Linked DNA regions of Homo sapiens: region 2 is linked to region 1. Evidence: read pairs that join two places in POLR2A ChIA-PET (ENCODE). Cell type or tissue: MCF 10A. All regions are shown on one strand. Links, peaks and the distances in the headings refer to the core of each region. The heading gives the core; the rest is flanking DNA. Region 1 has its middle 58 kb from the start of HMGA2. Region 2 overlaps HMGA2 (high mobility group AT-hook 2).

Region 1 (12,404 bases), core at 3,946-6,445:
TTTTGCTATTTAAATGCGTTTTGTATTATCTCAGACTCATATTCACAGTTTTCATTAGGGACCCTGTACACACAAGTTTTTTTACAAAAATGAATGGGACAGGTTGATGACAGAGCCCCGGGATCCACCACTAATGACATCCTCTAAACTGGCTGAAGCATTATTTCATCTCTGTGACCTTCTTGTGCCTTTGTTTATGTCGTTTCTTTCTCCTGGAATGGCTTCTTGCTTCCTTCTTCCATCTGACCAACTTACATTACTTAACCCCTTGAGGTTCAGTGTCAGCTGTTCCAGGAACCCTTCCCTGATCATTATCTGCTAGGTGAGGTACTCTACCTTTGCATTTCTTTAGGGTAGCACCTCTGCTCTACAGTCTTCATTGGCTATCCTGTCTATCTTCCCATCTCATATTTAAGTCCTTTAAGGGAAAAAATGTCATTATGTTTTCCTTTATATTCTTAACCCTTATCAATGTGCCAGAACTTCAAAAGTACCAGATCATATTAGATGCTCAAAAATGCTTGTTAAATAAATACACAAGAATAAAACAATTTAGCCAAATCTTTCTTCCTTCCATTACTGGGATACTTTCCACAATATCTCTGATAGATCATCACTTCCATCATGGAGAATTTGCTACCTAACAGGACAGCCAATTCTCTATTTGAATGGCTCTGGATTTTGAAAGTCTCCAATTAAGCCCCGAATAGGTTTCCTGTAACAACACTGTAAGTTCTCATAATAAATAAGTCAAGTCTCTTTTCTGAATGTCAAAGATTCTTATGTGGTATTCCTTGGGTAACTAAGTAGTTTTTAGTGAATATGTTTTATACACAGCAGGCAGAGCTGGAGAAATTATTTCGGTGTTCAGAATTGAGGCACTTTCTGGGGCATCCCATTAAGGATTTCTACCCTGAATTCTTTCCAGAAGCTAATTGGGTCTGTGAAGGCCACAGAGTACAGGTGTTCCATGTTCTATGCAGCTCACATTCCTACATAAACATGCTGTTACTTTCTTGAGCGTCACAAGCTCCTGGGTGGTCTTAGGGCTGCCTTCAAAGGAAAACAAGTAAGACTTTCCTCTCATTGCTGATCACTTGAAGACCTCGTTAGCATACAACATTCTGGAATCTCTATTTACTGAGTCATGAGTTCTCACCTGAAAGGAAACTTAAATGGCTAACTCTGGCTAATTCCAAACCTCATTGAATAGCCAAAGAGTTGTAGGAAAGGTAAAAGTGAGAGAAACAGGTAACTTCTGTGCTAAGTTCAATGCCTTTCTCTAAGCTCTTGATTGTAACTATTACTTAGCAAGGTGAAAGCATTGACATTTTCCTCAGGAAATATAGAAGCAAGTCATTTCCTTAAAAGTTAGGTGTTTTTTTGTTTGTTTGTTTGTTTGTTTGTTTGTTTTGTCCCAGGTTGCAGATTTTTCCAAATGGTGATGAGTTGGCTAAGTTTTATAACAGAGCAGTCATTATTCTTTCTGTATAGAATGTCAGTGTTTCTTGTGTGCCAGGCACTGTGCTAGGTACTTTGCAGGACTTACCTGATGTGGCCCTCCTAACAATCCTGAGAAATAAATATTATTATCTCCATTTTATATATGAGGTACTCTAGGCTCAAGAAAATTAAGAAACATATCCAGTGTTTCAGAATCACTAAATTGCAGAAACAATCCAAATCCAGATGGTTCTGATGCCACAGCTCATGGGCTTTGTAATAGGCCGTGCTGTCCCTCATTTCAACATCAGCTTCCCCATGTGATCTTCCATGTGGAGCTGAGCACTGCCTTTACTTCCAGATCCAGTGTTCATAGATCACCTCTATTATCTGCATATGATTGGGTGCCATCCACTTAGGACAAAGTTATAACATTCTTTTCTTATCAACCACAGTGTATTTAATTTTGTTTTAAAATAACATCACGCTTAAGAATATCCAGAATGCATGTAAATGATTGCTTGGATGTGTTAGCTTCTCTCTCTCTCTCTCTTTTTTTTTTTTTTTTTTGTCTTGAGACAGAGTCTCACTCTCACCCAGGCTGGAGTGCAGTGGCGCGATCTCGGCTCACTGAAACCTGTGCCTCCCGGTTTCAATGATTCTCATGCCTCAGCCTCCTGAGTAGCATGCACCACCATGCTCAGCTAATTTTTGTATTTTTAGTAGATATGGGGTTTCACCATGTTGGCCAGGCTGGTCTCGAGCTCCTGACCTCAAGTGATCCACCCGCCTTGGCCTCCCAAAGTGCAGGAATGACAGGCATGAGCCAACATGCCTGGCAGCTTCTCTCTTTTATCTTTGGGTTGGCTAGAGGGGTGGAGTAGAGGAAGGTGAACTTTACTTAATAAGGCCCAACAAAAGTATTTAGTAAGAAGCTCAATTTATTTAAAAAATCTGAGTCCTTTGGACTGAAAAGCCAGGGACAGCTTTTGCTGATATTCATCATGAGTATTTTATTTGCATTATTTAGGCTATTTTTTCCACCCATCTTGATGCTCCATGCTTGACAGCAAATTCTTTAGACCAGAGGTTGGCTGAATTTTGCCCACTGTCTTTGTAAATAGAATTTTAATGGAACACAGGCACGCTCACTTGTTTACATGTTGTTTGTGGTTGTTTTTATACTACAAAGGCAGACAGAAGTAGTTGCAACTAAGACTGTATGGTCTACACAGTCTAAAATATTTACTTTCTGACCCTTTACAGAAACAGCTTGCCAACCCTTGCTTTAGGCAGACCAAAGATGTATGGATGCTGCAGTTCAGCTATGAATCTCTGTGTCTAGACTTGAATGAGGAGGAATTTGGACTTGGATGGCAGGACTAGAACATCTTTAAAGGCTCTTCCAACTCTGCATTTCAAGGATTTAAAAATTCAGCATTATATATGTTTTTTTTCTCATAAATAAAGTATATGAGGTAGGACCCGGATAGCAGATGTGGACTTGTAACAAATCTTGGAGTGCAATAGGTATGTGAAAAACAGACATTTCTGTTTTGTTAATTCTTAGTATGCTGACGCTCAAATATAGCAAACTATGAATCCAGTGCATTAGTTAAATTTTGAATAGTCTCTAAAGGCAGCTAAGGCTGAATACGTGGAAGTGGGCCATGTCTGGTTATACTGACATCAACGAGTATTTGAAAGGAATCGAACTACATAATTGTACCATTTTGCTTGTCAGTATTTGTAAAATATTTTTTGTGTCTTCTATGAAAACTCCCTCCAGTCATGAATGTTTTATTAATTTATTTGTTGCCCATCAACCTTATGCACACTGCTATATGAAACAATAGAGGAAATGTGGTCACTACCCTGGAGAACTGTGCTGCTCAGTTCTTGGACTCTCTTCCCATGCCTCAGGACCTGTTGTAATGTTTTGGTTATTTTTTAAAGTATTTCCTAGTAATTAAGGTGCATGTCTGAAAAATTATGTATAATGTCAGAGGCCCAAAACCTTGGGATCTGACACCGGCTGGATTTCTTTTTGCATCCTTGGGAACTTTGGCTGCATTTAAATTAGAAAACTCATCTTTTGAAACGACAGGCTTTTTTTTTCTTTTTTTTTTTTTTTTTAAGCCTCCTGTATTCTCTGTAGATCTTATTTGGCTGACTGGTTAGTCACCTGGTCTTTTAACTTGGGCCAAGCTTTCTCTGAATACCAGAAGGATTTCAAAAGTAGATGTTTAAAGACATCTGATCCCTGATGTATTGCTTAAAATCATCATCTACACATGTATATACATAAATATATTTTTAAAAATATTAACTTAGTATTTTTTAAGTATTTTCTATGTTAGGAAATATACTACATTCAGATTTTTTTCCTATTGAATTTAAAATCAAAACAGACATATGTGAGTCAAACAACAAAAACTGTAAAAATACCTGTATGGTTTAAAATGATTTGCCTGGGGAGAAGAATATCTTATGATTTGAAAATGGGAAAGAAGTTTTATCTTGGAAGGAAAAAAAGACATCATGCTTGAGGAAAAAGGATGAGTTTCATGTGTAGACATTGGGAATGGATTATGGGCATGACCCAGCAGGAGGTCGGAGCTGTCGGCACATCACACTGTGTGGCACCATTGTGAACTTGTTGATAGAATGTTTTGTAATTGTTCTCAAGTCAGCCAGTATATGAATATTTTGTCTTCTGAGTCAGCAAAGAGAAGAATTTTCATCACCTATTTCATTAGTATTTCCTTTCTTTTCTTCACCTGTAAGTGTCTAACAAAATATTTTATCTTAGGTACCTAATAAGTATTTATTGATGAATAACTTCACTGTTTAAATCAGCTCATTGGCATGTCTACTGATAAAAAAAAAAAGGGGGAGCTGGGCGTGGTGGCTCACGCCTGTAATCCCAGCACTTTGGGAGGCCAAGGCGGGCAGATCACGAGGTCAGGAGATCGAGACCATCCTGGCTAACACGGTGAAACCTCGTCTCTACTAAAAATACAAAAAAATTAGCCGAGCATGGTGGCGGGCGCCTGTAGTCCCAGCTACTCGGGAGGCTAAGCAGGAGAATGGCATGAACCCGGGAGGCGGAGCTTGCAGTGAGCAGAGATTGGCCACTGCACTTCAGCCTGGGGACACAGCAAAACTCCGTCTCAAAAAAAAAAAAAAAGAATGAACTTAAAAATTCTGGAGAGAAAAAATGCATACATTCCAGAATTGCTTAAAAGACAATCTTTAAAATGGTTCTAGATGAATTCATCAAAGTTGATTTCAGGTGATAGCAATTTGTCAATAGATGAATTGGCCCTATGACTCATTTGCCCATTTAATGATTCATAATTTTGTTCTGACAAGTAATAAAGTAACAGGAATGTGTGTTTCAGTAAGGCTGCTCAATATATAGCTTACTTTGGAGGAAGACAATTTCTTGGGTTTAAAAAAATTCAGATATCAGGCATATCATCCATCTCAATGAATTTTTTAAATAGTATAGTGAATTTTAAATAGTTTAGTGAAGTGAAACCAATCTCTCGCTTTTCCTGCCTCCTACAATTTACAGATTTTCTTTCTTGACAGGGAGAGAAAGGAGTTGCATTACAAGTATGGACTAGGAATATTTTTATACATGGATAAGGAGAGGCTTGTATGCCTGTGACTGTGAGTCATGAACTGATATAAATGGGAGTGTGAAGATACTCAATGGTTTTAAGCTTGGAATTTTTCAAGTGGTTGTGCCAAGAACTACAAAGCAACAAGTTCTTGGTGAGTCAATAATGTTGAAAATTGTTTTGTTGGCAAATTGGTTTTTTAATGAATCGGTAGTCAATCACTTACTACTTGACTAATTTTCTTCACACTGGTCTATCTCTTATGAAATAATCTTCCTTCTCCATTAGACACCCACTTATCCGGATGCCAAAACCAGCCTTATCTGGAAGCAGGTATATGAAGCTGCTGCCATATTTCCCAGCCCCCATAGCTTTATAATGATAAATTGTTTTATTCCATGTAAAGGAAAACAATCTTTTAAGATGTCTTTTTGGAGAATTAGTTATTGAACATTTCAATGTGATAACATTAAAAACAAGATTTCATTTTAACCACTAAAATGGCTTAGCCATAACTCCTAACAGAGGTATGGCCTAGAATGTAAAAGAAAGAACTTGGCTGTGTATAAAAGAAAGGGAGAGAGAAGAAGAGTAAGTGTAGAAAAATGAGTGAAAATACCATAGGCTGTAAGAAATAGAAGAAAGATGTCTGAAGACACAAAATGGCATAGGGCTATTGGAGGCTGGTAGGTGCTTTTGTACATGGGTTTGTATCCTGGTATGAGACAAAGAAGGTTAAGTGTATGTGCATCTTAAAGATAGAAGGTCCACTCTCCCAAAATATTCAACCTTTTCAAAATATTCGGCATCATATAGTGGCTAATAGATATAAGCAATTTCCAGGCTTGCTCTGTTGATATCACCCTATCCCTATGTCTTAGCAATTGGAATGGGGATTCAAGGACTGGAAAGCAGGGTATTGGGTCTGACATTCTAATGGCATTGGACAAACTCCTCTCCACTTGTGTTTTCAGTGGTGACAGCCAGAGATTAATGGCAAGAGGGTACTAGAATTGACTGTGTGAATAATGAAAGGTACTAGGGGTCACTGCCAAAATACTGATCTATATTCTTTTCTGTTATCAGGACACTGGCATCCACGGAAAAAAAAAATTAGTCTTTGTAGAAAAAAACTCTAGTATTATTCTACCAAGTTTCTCTTTGCAACTTGTGCAATGTGCCCAGAGTTTTAAATTGGTCTTTCTATTCTTCAAATAAGAAACTGTTCTTATTTAAAGAACAGTTCTTAGTGTTCTTATTTCAAGTATCAGTGCAGAGCCCAGATTTCTCTCCAACCTGTTTTCCCAACACAAAGAAACTAAACTTGAGGTCCTTGGAAATTCTGCTTGGTATGAGTCTTTGTCTTTCCATTTTATTTTTCTTTTTCCTCCTCTTGTTTTCACTAGATTGAACTCCATGCCTTTCTTCTTTGAAAAAACAGAGCTGCATCAGGCATGGAGATCAGGAAAAGGTTTTTTCACCTCCATGATTTTGGTAGCAATACAGACATCTGGCAGCAAGAAGTATAAAAAACTTCTTTACTTTTTTACTTTTTTTAAGGAAGCCATTATTTCAGGTAGAGGATATCAACTAACATATTCTTGCAGGCATTGAGCTCTTTCTTTCAAGACCTCCATTGCTGATCAAACTAAATATTTAAAAGGACATTCCTGTAAACAAAAACATGGTCTGCATTCACAAACCATTTTCAACAAGATCTCTTTCCAGTCAAGACTGACCATCTGCTTGCCATCTTATATTTTTTAATATTATTCTGTCAAATACATGCTCTGTCAATGCAGGTAAAGGAATACTTGAAAAATCTGAACATACACAAAACAGTGGGTCCAGATGACATGAATCCAAAAGTCTGGAGGGAATTAGCTAATGCAGACTTGCAAATAAGTGCCCCAAACAGAGCAGCTTCACTGTATTTTATCAAACTGCCCTTCTTTCAGGAAGTACACAGATAGTAAAATAAATACAATCAACATTCCCTTTGACTCTCCTGGCAGCGACTGTTACCTTGGACAAGTTACCATTTACAAGGCTGCACGTATGAACTTACTCTAAAAGCAAAGCAAAAAAAAAAAAAAAAAAATAGCACATCACCAAGAAAGAGCAAACAAACAAACAAACAAAAAGAATTAGTATTTTCTAAAGATTATAGAGATAGTCTGTAATTTGTTATCGACTAAGAGTACCTTTGAGATCTGAAAAAGGGTAACCAGGCCAGATGCAGTGGCTCACACCTGTACTCCCAGCACTTTGGGAGGCCATGGTGGGCAGACAACTTGAGGTCAGAAGTTTGAGACCAGCCTGGCCAACAGGGTGAAACCCCGTCTCTACCAAAAATACAACAATTAGCTGGGTGTGTTGGTGGACACCTGTAATACCAGCTACCTGGGAGGCTGAGGCAGGAGAATCGTTGAACCCGGGAGGCAGAGGTTGCGGTGAGCTGAGATCACACCACTGCGCTCAAGCCTGGGTGACAGAGCGAGACTTTGTCTAAAAATAAATAAATAAATGGATAACCAAATAGGAGATGTGGCTGAGAGGTTCAAGGTGGACAATTCAGGACTGTGAGCCAGAATGACCCTGAGTCTGGTCTTGTTTGTCATCTGCCTATGGAACCACAGCCATGGACCTTGCATGGGCAAAAGCTGGGCTAAGCAAGAGAGTATGACAGAAGTAATGCTATACCAACTCCAGGCCTATTCTTCAGAGGACCAGTGACTTCCACCCTGGCCACTTGAAAGCCATCCACCGTGTAACAAGTTGAACTACCCTAAGACTCCCATGCTGTGTGGAAGCCCAAGCTAGTCATCTGGAGAGAGTGAAGTGGGTGGTGGTGGGGGTGGGGAGGAGAGCTAGGGGGAGAGTAGGGAGAAAGCTCTTCTAGCCACCCTGGATCCTAGTATGGATTCCAGACAAGTAAATAAAGAAGCCATCTTGGACATTCCAGCCCCAGAAGATGCCATATGAAGGGGAACAAAAGAACCCAGACAATATCCAGAACAGAGAGCCCAGCTATATGGCCCCAGTTGATCTGGCCCCGTTATTTCCTACCGTCCAAATCACCTCAACTGAAGCCTCAGGTATTGTGAAGCAGAAACCAGCCATCTGTACTACGTCCTCCTTGAACTCCTGATTCATAGAACCATGAGCTTAACAAAATGGTTTTAAGGGGGTGAGGGGGGCAAGGGTTTACGCAGCAAAAGGTAGAACTAACAACTTTTACTTCAGGAAACTTTATTCCTTTTATTCCTTGTGTTTCTCTACTTTGTTGTTCCTATTTTCCTTTTTCTTCCTCTATTTATTGCTATTTTTCTCTACTCATCATGCTAAGATAATTAAGCATATTTTAAAATTTGTTTTGTTTGCAAATGAGATGAGTTTTGGTATGCTCCCCTGCCCACCCCACTACTTGTATACTATCTTATTTTATTATTTATTTAAAGACAGGTTCCCGCTCTGTTGCTTGGGCTGGAGTACAGTGAGTGGTGTGATCATAGCTCACTGAAGCCTCACCATTCATTATTTTAAAATGAAGTGAGTTGTACTTAAAATTTCCTCTCAGAAAACTAGATTAATCGATTCTTATTTTCATGTAGGCACCAATGACCTAAACCTTTAAAAATCTATGTAAATATGAAAAACTGGAAAGAAATAGAATGTCCAACGAAATAACTAAATACAATGCAATTGATTAAAAAATGCTGCACTGACTATATCTGGAGCAGCCATTGCTATCTCTTTGCCTCACCTCTGAACACTCTCACCTGCTAACCCTGATCCAGTTACAAAAGCCCTGGTACTGTTCCTCTAGCGTACCAGGCATGCTCCCTTTGCCTCTGCTGTTTCCCCTGCCTGGAAAATTTCAAGAAATGCACACAACGTGCCCTCTTTCTTCTTTGGGGTTCTGCTTATCAATGTAGCCTTCCTTGACCATTGCACATACGACATGAGACTCCTCCCATTCCTAACATGCTCTATCTCGCTTGCCCTGCTTAATTTTTCTCCTTAATGCCTCTCACCATCTGCTGTATCATGTATTCACTTATTTATTTATTCATTGTCTTCTCCCACTAGAATATCAGCTCCATGAGAGCTGAGACTGTGTGGTCTTGTTCGGGGTCTGTCCCTGGCATCTCTAGTACTGTATGGCATATGGTAAATATGAGTCAAGGAAGCATGCTGTGCAGCTGAGATGCAATGGATTTTAACTTCTGTCAAAGCCACTAACAATACGTCATTAAGAGAAAAGAACAGGTTACAGAATAGTATGGAGAGTTTATACATATGCTTTGAAAAAAGTATAATAGTCTTGACTGGATGCATAACTAGAAATGAGAAAGGTCCTCATTTTGTCAGCTGGGTGTAAAATTGGAGGAAGCGTTGGTGCTCCCACCTGTGTGGCAGAACAGCACAGGGTTACCGAGAGAATGGAACAGGTTGTGGGTGACGCAGGAATGGGAAGGGGAGGCAGAACACAGGCTGAGCCAGAAGCAGAGGCAGCACTAACTCTCCTACCCAGTGGTCATTTCCTCCTTGCCCTTACCAACAAAATTCTGATGTCATTGAGAGGAGCGAGGGGCCCAGCCAAAAATACTCGCTTTCCTGAACTCCTTGCAGCTAGGAGACCATGCGAAAAGTGCTGGCTAATGAGAATTAAAGCAAAAGTTTCAAAAAAAGCTTTAACTTTTCTGATAAAGGCACTACCCTTTCCTCAGAAAGTTCCTTTGAAACTTTTTGTTCCATTCTTTTAGTAACCCGTGTGCTGTTCCGTCACCCAGGTTAAAGCACCAAGGCTTCCTCCAATTTTACACCCAGCTGACAAAATGAGAACCTTCTCTTTTCTAGTTATGCACCCAGTTGAAACTATTACACTTTTTTCAAAGCATATGTATCAACTCTCCATGCCATTCTGTGATCTGTTCTTCTCTCTCAATTACTGAGGGGGGCACTGCTTCTCTCCTTCCTGCCACAGAAGGATATGAGGCCTGGAGCTGCAGTAGCCATCTTGTGAACAAAGAGGCACCAGCTGTGAGGCAGAGGCTTTCATGATAAGAATGGTGAAATGGAGCACCAGGCATGGTGGCTCACACCTGTAATCCCAGCACTTTGGGAGGCCAAGGTGGGCGAATCACGAGGTCAGGAGTTCGAGACAAGCCTGGCCAACATGGTGAAACCCTGTCCTTACTAAAAATACAGAAAATTAGCTGGGCGTGGCGGGCGCCTGTACTCCCAGCTACTGGGGAGGCTGAGGCAGGAAAATCGCTTGAACCTGGGAGGCAGAGGTTGCAGTGAATCGAGATCGCACCACTGCACTTCCCTGGGAGACAGAGTGAGGCTCTGTCTCAAAAGAAAAAAAAAAAAAAGAAAGAGCCTGCATCCTATGGCTGGGCACAGTGGCTCATGCCTGTAATCCCAGTACTTTGGGAGGCTGAGGCAGGCAGATCACCTAAGGTCAGGAGTTTGAGACTAGCCTGGCCAACAGGGTGAAACCCCATCTCTTCAAAAATACAAAAAAAAAAAAAAATTAACTGGGCATTATGGTGGGAGCCTGTAATCCCAGCTACTTGGGAGGCTGAGGCAGAAGAATTTCTTGAACCCAGGAGGTGGAGGTTGCAGTGAGCTGAAATCACACCATTGCACTCCAGCCTGGGCAACAGAGCAAGACGAAGGAAGGAAAGGAGGGAGGGAGGGAGGGATGGAGGGTCGGTCCTGAAGGCATCGTGGAGCTGCTGCACCATCTTCATGTTATTTCCTGTAGACTTATTGTAGCAGCCAAACATGATCCTAATAGATACTTTTGGATTTTTCTCCTTCTTCTGTCAACTTACCATTTTTCGACAATGGCATATGTTATTTATATAGCTAAAACAATCGTGTGTGTGTGTGTGTGGGCACACGTACACATGTATTTGAGGATGGTTGTGAAAAAAACATTTGGTTAGTCTGAAGCTAAGGCAGGAATTTTTTCTTCCCTTGCCTACTTACCCCAGAGGAGAGAACTAGATCCCGAATTGTTGGACCAGCCACCTTCTCTTATGACACTTTGTTTTGTCCAAATACTAGACCCTTTGTGATCTCAAATCCCTTTGTAATGAACTGCCCTGGTGAACTGGCCCCTGTGTGAGCCAAACAGATTTGAGTTTTGTAGCTAATAACCTAGGATATAAATGAATTGAATTGTCTCCTTCTACTTGGACTTCTGATGGCAAATAGCAGATTAAAATGAATTTGAAGAGAAAAGAACATATCTCCTTAGGCTTGGAGCAAAACTTCGTTAATCTGAAACTCTCTGCTCCCATTTTTGCCTAAGCTGAGCCTAATTTCTGCTTGCCTGTCTTAGGGGAGATCCTTCATGCAGAATCAACCTCTCCAAAAGAGAAGAGTGCAGATGATGCAGCTTGTATACCTCTCAGCTCCTCCTACTGCAATGCCTTTTCTCCGCATCACAGCCCAGTAGTGAATCCAAATTTTTCCTGCCTGTGGCACCTAATCCACTATATCTCCCAAACCCTGCTTCTTCCTCCTATTCACATTATTGAAATTTGAGGCAGCCCAGTTAATAACACACTGTTTTCTCCCACTTAAATTCTGGACCAAGTAAGAAATAAGACAAAAGAGTAAGGCAGAGAGGAATACAAAATATATTTGTACTGATGATGCTGATGTTGGCCAATGTTTCCCCTATCAGCAAGTTGGCTTGCAGAATGAGACAGACTGACCAACCCAGTCAGAGGCTGCATTTGGCAACCGTAAATTCTCCCCGGAGAAGAGGTCTGTCCCTGCAAAACTTGTAACATGAAAAAGTAAGGCAATATGCTGTCTTCTCATAAATCAGCAGCTCCCAAAAATAAAATGAAGAGGAAGGGCTGGTCAATGCATGCCCAGTTTCTTTCCAAACCCATCAGTCAGACCAAGTCATTCTTTTTCCTGGCTGAGGCCCCTGCTTAGTTCACTCCTTGCCTTCCCCACCCCATCCAGGCCAAAGCTTGCCTGCCCTCCCCTTGCTTCACCCCCAGACAACAACCCCCACATGTCCAGCTCCCGCTCCCTGCATGAAGCCACCCCAGTGCAGGGTGGCAGATGCTCCAACTCTCCTTTCTACTCTTCCATAGACAAAGGTTTAATCTCTTCTATCTGTCCCAATTACCTGTATGCCCTTTGTATCACTTGGGTCTCAGTCTGAAGCTCTTACTCTAGAGAAATACTCTCTTGACAGGGAACATGTGAAAAGACATATAGAGTCCCCCCACTCAGCTCTGACTTCTAGAATTATGGAGAAGAAAGTAGTCTTTTTCTATAGTGTTAGAAAGAGAA
Region 2 (6,544 bases), core at 4,025-6,524, 68 kb after region 1:
TCTTTCAGACATTCTTGCCACAACAGCATTTTTTTTTCCCTCACAATTAGGAACCAACCGGTGAGCCCTCTCCTAAGAGACCCAGGGGAAGACCCAAAGGCAGCAAAAACAAGAGTCCCTCTAAAGCAGCTCAAAAGGTGAGATTTCTCAAGTCAAGCTCTCCTAACTTCATCAATGACTGACTACAGGAGCCTGCCTGTAACTTTCCCATTCTAACTCCGCAGCCAGGAATTTGTCCCAACTGGGTAACACAAGACTCATTTCTTACATTTAACATTAGTTAGATGCGAGTTAACCTTTTTTGTAAGCAGATGCTCAGCATAAAAAGTTTATGAAGATACTTAACAGTGTTGTTTTTAAACAAACAGCCACCAAATAATTTGAACCTTAAAACGGGTAGAAGTGAGGAAGGAAGGGGTTGCGGGGGGGGCGGGATGAAAATGACACAATTAATATTTGCACCAGTTGTAAATAGTTAAAAACAAATCAAAACTATAGATTTTGCCTGGTGGTAAAGTTTTTGCAATTTCCTCTGAAAAATGATAAAGATTGATTTACTTTGTGCTTATTACATGGCTACTGCAAACCAAATCCCCCTATTAAAGTACTTTGCCAAATAGACGATAATTAGAAGTAAATCTAGTTGTGGGATAGTGGAAAAATTCCATGAATTTTGCAGCTTTAATTGTGATAATAAAGTATACTGTTTGTTTTACAATAAACCTGCAGTATAGTATATCATAATCTCAAAATGCCTTTTCATCAAGTGACATAGAAATGTCTGAATTGGACAATGAGACTTTTTAAAACAAGTATTTGGCTCATTTAATATCTCTTTTTGGGCAGAATGGAACCCAGTTAAGTGTAATATTCAGTGTTTATCTTAATAAGTTTAAACTTGCAGTTTAAGATAACTTCAGGTTGGCTGTGTTTAAGCTAGCAAAGAGGAACTATGTCAGGGTTAATGCATGTATAGAGAAGTACCAGTCACTTTTTTGACTTTATAAATAAATTGGAAAAAAAAGTTTCTGCGTTGTATTTGTAGGTTTGTGTAGTAATTGAGAACAAAGTTTCAAAAATCAGAACTAAATTTGGATATACCTTTTCACCGGTTTTGGGTACTCCATGTACAGTATTTGTTAGAAAGGACTATATGCTCATCGTTTGGGGATTAATGTTTTGTGTGATTTTCTTTGTGACTGTGGGTACTAACTGTAATGTATGTAAACTGCCATAGCAACTAATGGTACATATAAAGTTATTTAGGAAGTTACTCTGAGTTCTTGTCTGTTTTAACAGTTTTGAACAGAGTTGAGGAGCATATTTTTAATATATTTAAATTTAATTGCTTCTTAGAGTTTAGATTTAATTGTTTCTTATTTAATCAATAAACTTTAAAATAGCTCTAAGTAACCTTGTTATTTAAAAATGGCAATATATAATCTGGTATTTTTAATATGAATACTTTACATTTGTTTCATTTTATCTCATTTATAAATTAACTAAAATGGACTGATTTTACCAAGGAGTTTTTCTATGTTGTGTAAGTGTGGAGTTTACCTAATTTACTTTTATTCTAAGGAGATGCACAAATGAATATCTTGTTAGATAGCTGACACGCATTTAAGCTGTGGTATAATTCCTCTGAAAAACACATCATGATAATATCTCCTAGGAAGAAATCTTTAAATTTCACCATAAATAAGTAATTTGAAATTTAATACTAAAAAGGAAAATGAATTGTCTCCCATATTTTACTATATTTCATGTTTTTTGGATGAATAGATAGAAACGCTCCCATCGCCTCCGCTTCATTTTAAAAAGCTTACCACTGACTAACAAAATTTGTATTGAGAAAAGGGAAGCTGAAGCTAGTGCCTAGTTTACCACCTAAAGCAAAATTTTTAAAGTTGATCTATTCCTAAGTAAGGGTTGATTTATTTTTAGTGACTCTAGTGACAGGCATTTGTAAATGACCCCCCTACGCCGCTCATCTTTCTGAAAATTCTTCATGTGTATGCATACATTATTCCAATTTCCAAAACAGAAGTAGGCTTTCTTTTTTCTAAAGATTCCTTCTCCAGAATCTTTCATTCTTTCAGACACAATTATTTCCTACAATGGTGTTATAAAAATCCCTCTTGTAATAAAAATGAATAAATACATTTGCCCATAACATGACTTATTTTTCTTCAGTTTTATAAATTACGCTTCATCTGGAGAAGAGAATACCTTGCAAAATAATGAATGACATTGATGAATCGTTCATGGCATGTGTAAACTTAAGGTATTTTCACTTTCAAATCAGAATTTGTTGAGTATGTTACTATTCTATATAAATATGATTTTCAAACATTTGTTTATTAAGCATATATTGTGTTCTAACAAAACATATATGTTCGTCAGGATTTTGCAATGCAAATCTTTTTAGAAAAAGTTATATTGTTCATAACATGTAAGATAAACATACCCTGTGAGACTGACCAGAATAGATATGAGAAGTCTTCTATGAGTAACAAAGTGAGTGTTTTCCTGTAAACTGAGACCCATCACAATGCAAAATACATTGCAAAGACTGGTAAGTATATGAGAAGAAAGAAGCCTAAAATTAGAGGAGCTGCAATGCACACTGAAATCCTGATGGTTATATACTTAAAATTTCTTGCTGCTTGGAGTTTCTTGACTTACAAAGTTTATATTTGGATTCAGTAATTGGCCTTGGGACATTTGAAAACAAAGCTGTTGATTTGAAAATTAACAGTGTGAAACTGGACAATGCATGCAGAATGTTGCAAGACCAAGTGAATGACTACTAAATTAGCCATCACTTCAATTTCAAACCATATTCAGTAGAAAATTGATTTATATAATATGTAAAACAAAGACATTTATAAGAACACAATTTCCTATGCTTGGAACTTTTGGAAGAGAAGATAATTATTCTTCAATCTACTTAATATTCCATTAAAACTAATTACTATGCATGACCATTGTGTAATGATTCTAGTCATTCCTCAGAACTCCAATCTGAGTGCTCAAAATTTGTCCCTGAATCAGTTTCATATAGTTACCTGAATAAAAGAAATCAGAAGTTAAAGTTTTCCTGAATAATTCATTTGTCCATGTGTGTATACGTCTGTGTGAGCATATCTTTACCCTTTTATTTATTTTTTAGTCTGAGGTACACCTATGACCAGTTATGTCTTAACTTCCTTTTTTGTTTTGTTTTGCTTTGCTTTGCTTTCCTGGTTGTGGTGGATGGAAATCTTTGCATTTTTACAGTTCCCAGATGGTTAGAGAGAAAGAAGTTATAATCTCCTTTAGTTTAGGGTTTTGTTGTACTTTTTTAATCATGACAGAATACTGGAGGGGTTGTCACTAATTCTTCAGTGTTGAAGGTCTCAGGTCAAATTCACCTTTAAGTTTTAAGCCAATTCTCATTCACATATTTTAGGAAGTTTTTTTCTGAGGTTGAATTAAATTTTATTGGAAGGAAAATGAAAATAAAAAAAAAAGATCTCAGGTGTGAGATAACCCTACTTCATCATGTCATATATTTGTTCACCACCCTTTTGACTTTAGGTGTAATGGACAGATCTAGGAAGCAAAGTGCAGAATGAAAATATCTAGATAAAGTAGTTATAGTTAAAATAATGTGTTCAGAGTAAATGTTTAATCTCTATGTTTGATTTGCTATAAAAAGAAGGCCTGAATTAATTAGATACTGTAAAGACTACTTCATGCTCCTTCTAATCATTTGCATTTCTCGAAATGTGGTTTGCTTTTCATAATCATTACCCACACCAATCACAGATATTTTAAAAAGAGAGAAGATAGTTTTAGTCACCATTTCAGAAAAATCATTCAGCATAAATGCTGAGTGAGGACAGAATTTTCTTCAGAATATAGTAGGCCTAATTAAAAGGAGAAACCAAAGACATTATTATTGGTGAGTTAAGGAAAGGTAACTTTGGAAGTTATCATATAATTCTGGCCTATGGTTTCTAAATTAAACTACTATGATTTAGTTTAATTCCTCTGTGTTTCAATGGGCAGGTAAGTTTTATTGTGGGATTCAGGGCCCTATCTGAGGATACAAATGAATTCAGGCGGATTCAGGGCCCTATCTGAGGATACAAATGAATTCAGCAGGTGAAATTAAGTAAAGTCCAACTGTTGTTCCATTATCTTGATATTTAGGCTGACTTACCTAAACAATTGACTAATTTTTTTCTTTCACTTTGCCAGGGAAGACAAAGCCTTACTTAATGCACCAGCACATTCTATCTGGTAATGCTTTTAATCATCACAGATTATGATCCAAATATGGGAGATTGAAATACATTTGAATTATCTTATGAAGTAATTTTATTTCAAGGGACCTATAGTTCTACTTCTCTGGAAGCTCTCATCCTTCTGAACTCTTCTGAACTTGAAGTCTCCTCATTTCTCTGGCTGACCTACATTCCTGGCTCATTTTTATCTCAAGTTCTCAACAGATCATTTTGCTAAGGAGATAGAATATACCAGATTGGTATTCTATTGCATTTCAGTTCTTTCTTGAGAATAGATGGGTGCTGAAGAGGATTTTATGTCAGTTAAATCATTCAAACATGTCTTGTCTTGTTAGTTGACTTTCTGCAGTTTACAGAGCAGAAGGCACAAAGTGGAAACTGAATTAATTTCACTGATTCTGAAGGTTTTAGTTATGAATCTTTGTTCTGCCAACCAAGAGAAAAGGGGAAATAGAGAACTGTTATTTGTTAGGGCATTGCATTATTTCATATTGTTTTAATACACTGAGCAATTTTGAATGGCATATTCTATTTAAATTAGGGAAGAGTAGTGCAGGCATTCTCTTTTGTCTAGGATCATGTTTGCTCAGAAGGTAACTCCTGTGATCAATAGCAATGATCTCTTGTATCATTGCTATTGATTTTTATGATTACAAAGAAGTAGAGAGAAGATTTGGAGGAGAAGAATCTTAAACTTTGAAAATGATAACTTTGCCTGTCATTTGGCTTTGGTTTTAATTTAGTGTTTGTATACATGAAGATAAGCATGTGCAAAATAAGGACACCAGAGTTGACAGTAAAGGCTAACTTGGGTAATAGGCAGGAACTACAATGGGTGATGGAAATTACTTATATTTTCTATTGGAAAATATATTGTGATAGCAAATTGTAATGTCTCTTCAAGGCTAAAAGTGTTGCATGTAAAATTAGGAAACTTACAGAACTGGATTATCAAAAAGGTAAAATGAGAATTTCCTCAGTACTTAGTGGGATTGATTCGTAGAGTTGATTTTGATATCAGTGTACATTGATTTATACTGTTTATATTTTTAAAAATAGCAACTGAAGGAAATAAAATGTGCTTTCTAGGCTTTGGATAGTGGGCTTCATGCAAATCAAGATACATGCAAACAAGACAGGGCACCATCACACCCAAATATTTTTCTAGTTTTTTTTTTTTTTGGTACAGATGCACTGATGGATTTGCAGTGGGGGATTTCTGGCTATATCACAGTACATAAAAAAAATGATGAGAGAACTTGTAATAGCAAAAAATTAATAGCCACCTAAACCTGACCCTGAAGTCAGAATTGAATTATTCTTAGTTTCCAACCTCTGCTCTTGTCCATGTGTTTATAGGAAACTTGGAAATACATTACTTTTAACTAATTTGATTTTCACCCTAGAAGGTTATCTTTTATTTTTTAAATTTTTGAATGGCAGTTTTATTTTATATGGGAATAGCTCTCCAAAGAACAGACACTTCACTGCATTGAAATCAGATTGGGTCTCAGTTCTACTACCTGTGAACATGGGCAGGTTGCTTAATCTCCCATTTGTAAAACGGGAAGTAACACCTGCCCTGCCCTACTGAAGTAAGATAATGCTTGGAAAGTCACTTTGGAAACTAAGAAAATTGGTAAGTATTATATTTGTGGGTAGCATTTTAAAATAAGGGGAGGGAAAAGAAATTACATTTGACTAAGTGCTAAATGCCATAGCTTTTGTCAGGCACTTTATATATATGTTAGCTCCTTTAATCCTCTGATTTAGGCATTGTGGTCTTCATTCCACAAATGAGAAAACTGTGATTCAAAGATGTAAACAGGACATATCTGATATTCAACTCTGGTAAATGGTAGCACCTGGGTTTGAATTCACTTTAATTCTAAAGCTTATACTCTTTCCACTACCATGTGCTGAATGTTCTGTAAAATATTTGTTACAAGGTAGATTTCTGTTATCTCCAGTAACCTGAAATGCAGGTTGGAAATTACGCTTTGGGAAACCTTTGAAGGGCCACTCCAAAGGTTATAAAGGGATTGGAAATGTATGCCTTCTGCGACTGATACCCACAAGACTTCTGGTTCCCAAATAATATCATGGGGCTATGTCTTTGGGAATTGTAACACATCCAGAAGTTTTCTTCTTTGCTAAATGAGAGGGCTAGGTGAAATTATCTCTAGTTTTACTGAACTCTAGAATTCTGATGATAAGAGGGAAATAAGACACACATATAAACACTTTTC

Evidence for each region. ChIA-PET counts read pairs that join two places held together with the same protein. Peaks named below come from ENCODE experiments on the same cell type or tissue, not always from the same donor. Only the 100,000 strongest peaks of a DNase experiment are listed, where the experiment ranks them.
Region 2: POLR2A ChIA-PET joins it to region 1 with 5 read pairs; 4 of 35 experiments call an interaction of 5 or more read pairs at or near these places.

The regions. Positions count from the first base shown.
Region 1 is chr12:65,760,437-65,772,840 of GRCh38, forward strand. It overlaps the pseudogene RPSAP52. Among named protein-coding and RNA genes, the nearest start is that of HMGA2, 58 kb to the right of the region's middle. RefSeq lists an enhancer at 810-1,370 and a silencer at 4,973-5,267. In MCF 10A, for the core only: no CTCF peak of the experiment used is centred there; a DNase peak (open chromatin) is centred at 5,185.
Region 2 is chr12:65,827,951-65,834,494 of GRCh38, forward strand. HMGA2 (high mobility group AT-hook 2) reads left to right here. Exons shown (of 5, transcript NM_003483.6): 2 at 51-137. Among named protein-coding and RNA genes, the nearest start is that of HMGA2, 6.7 kb to the left of the region's middle. In MCF 10A, for the core only: no CTCF peak of the experiment used is centred there; no DNase peak of the experiment used is centred there.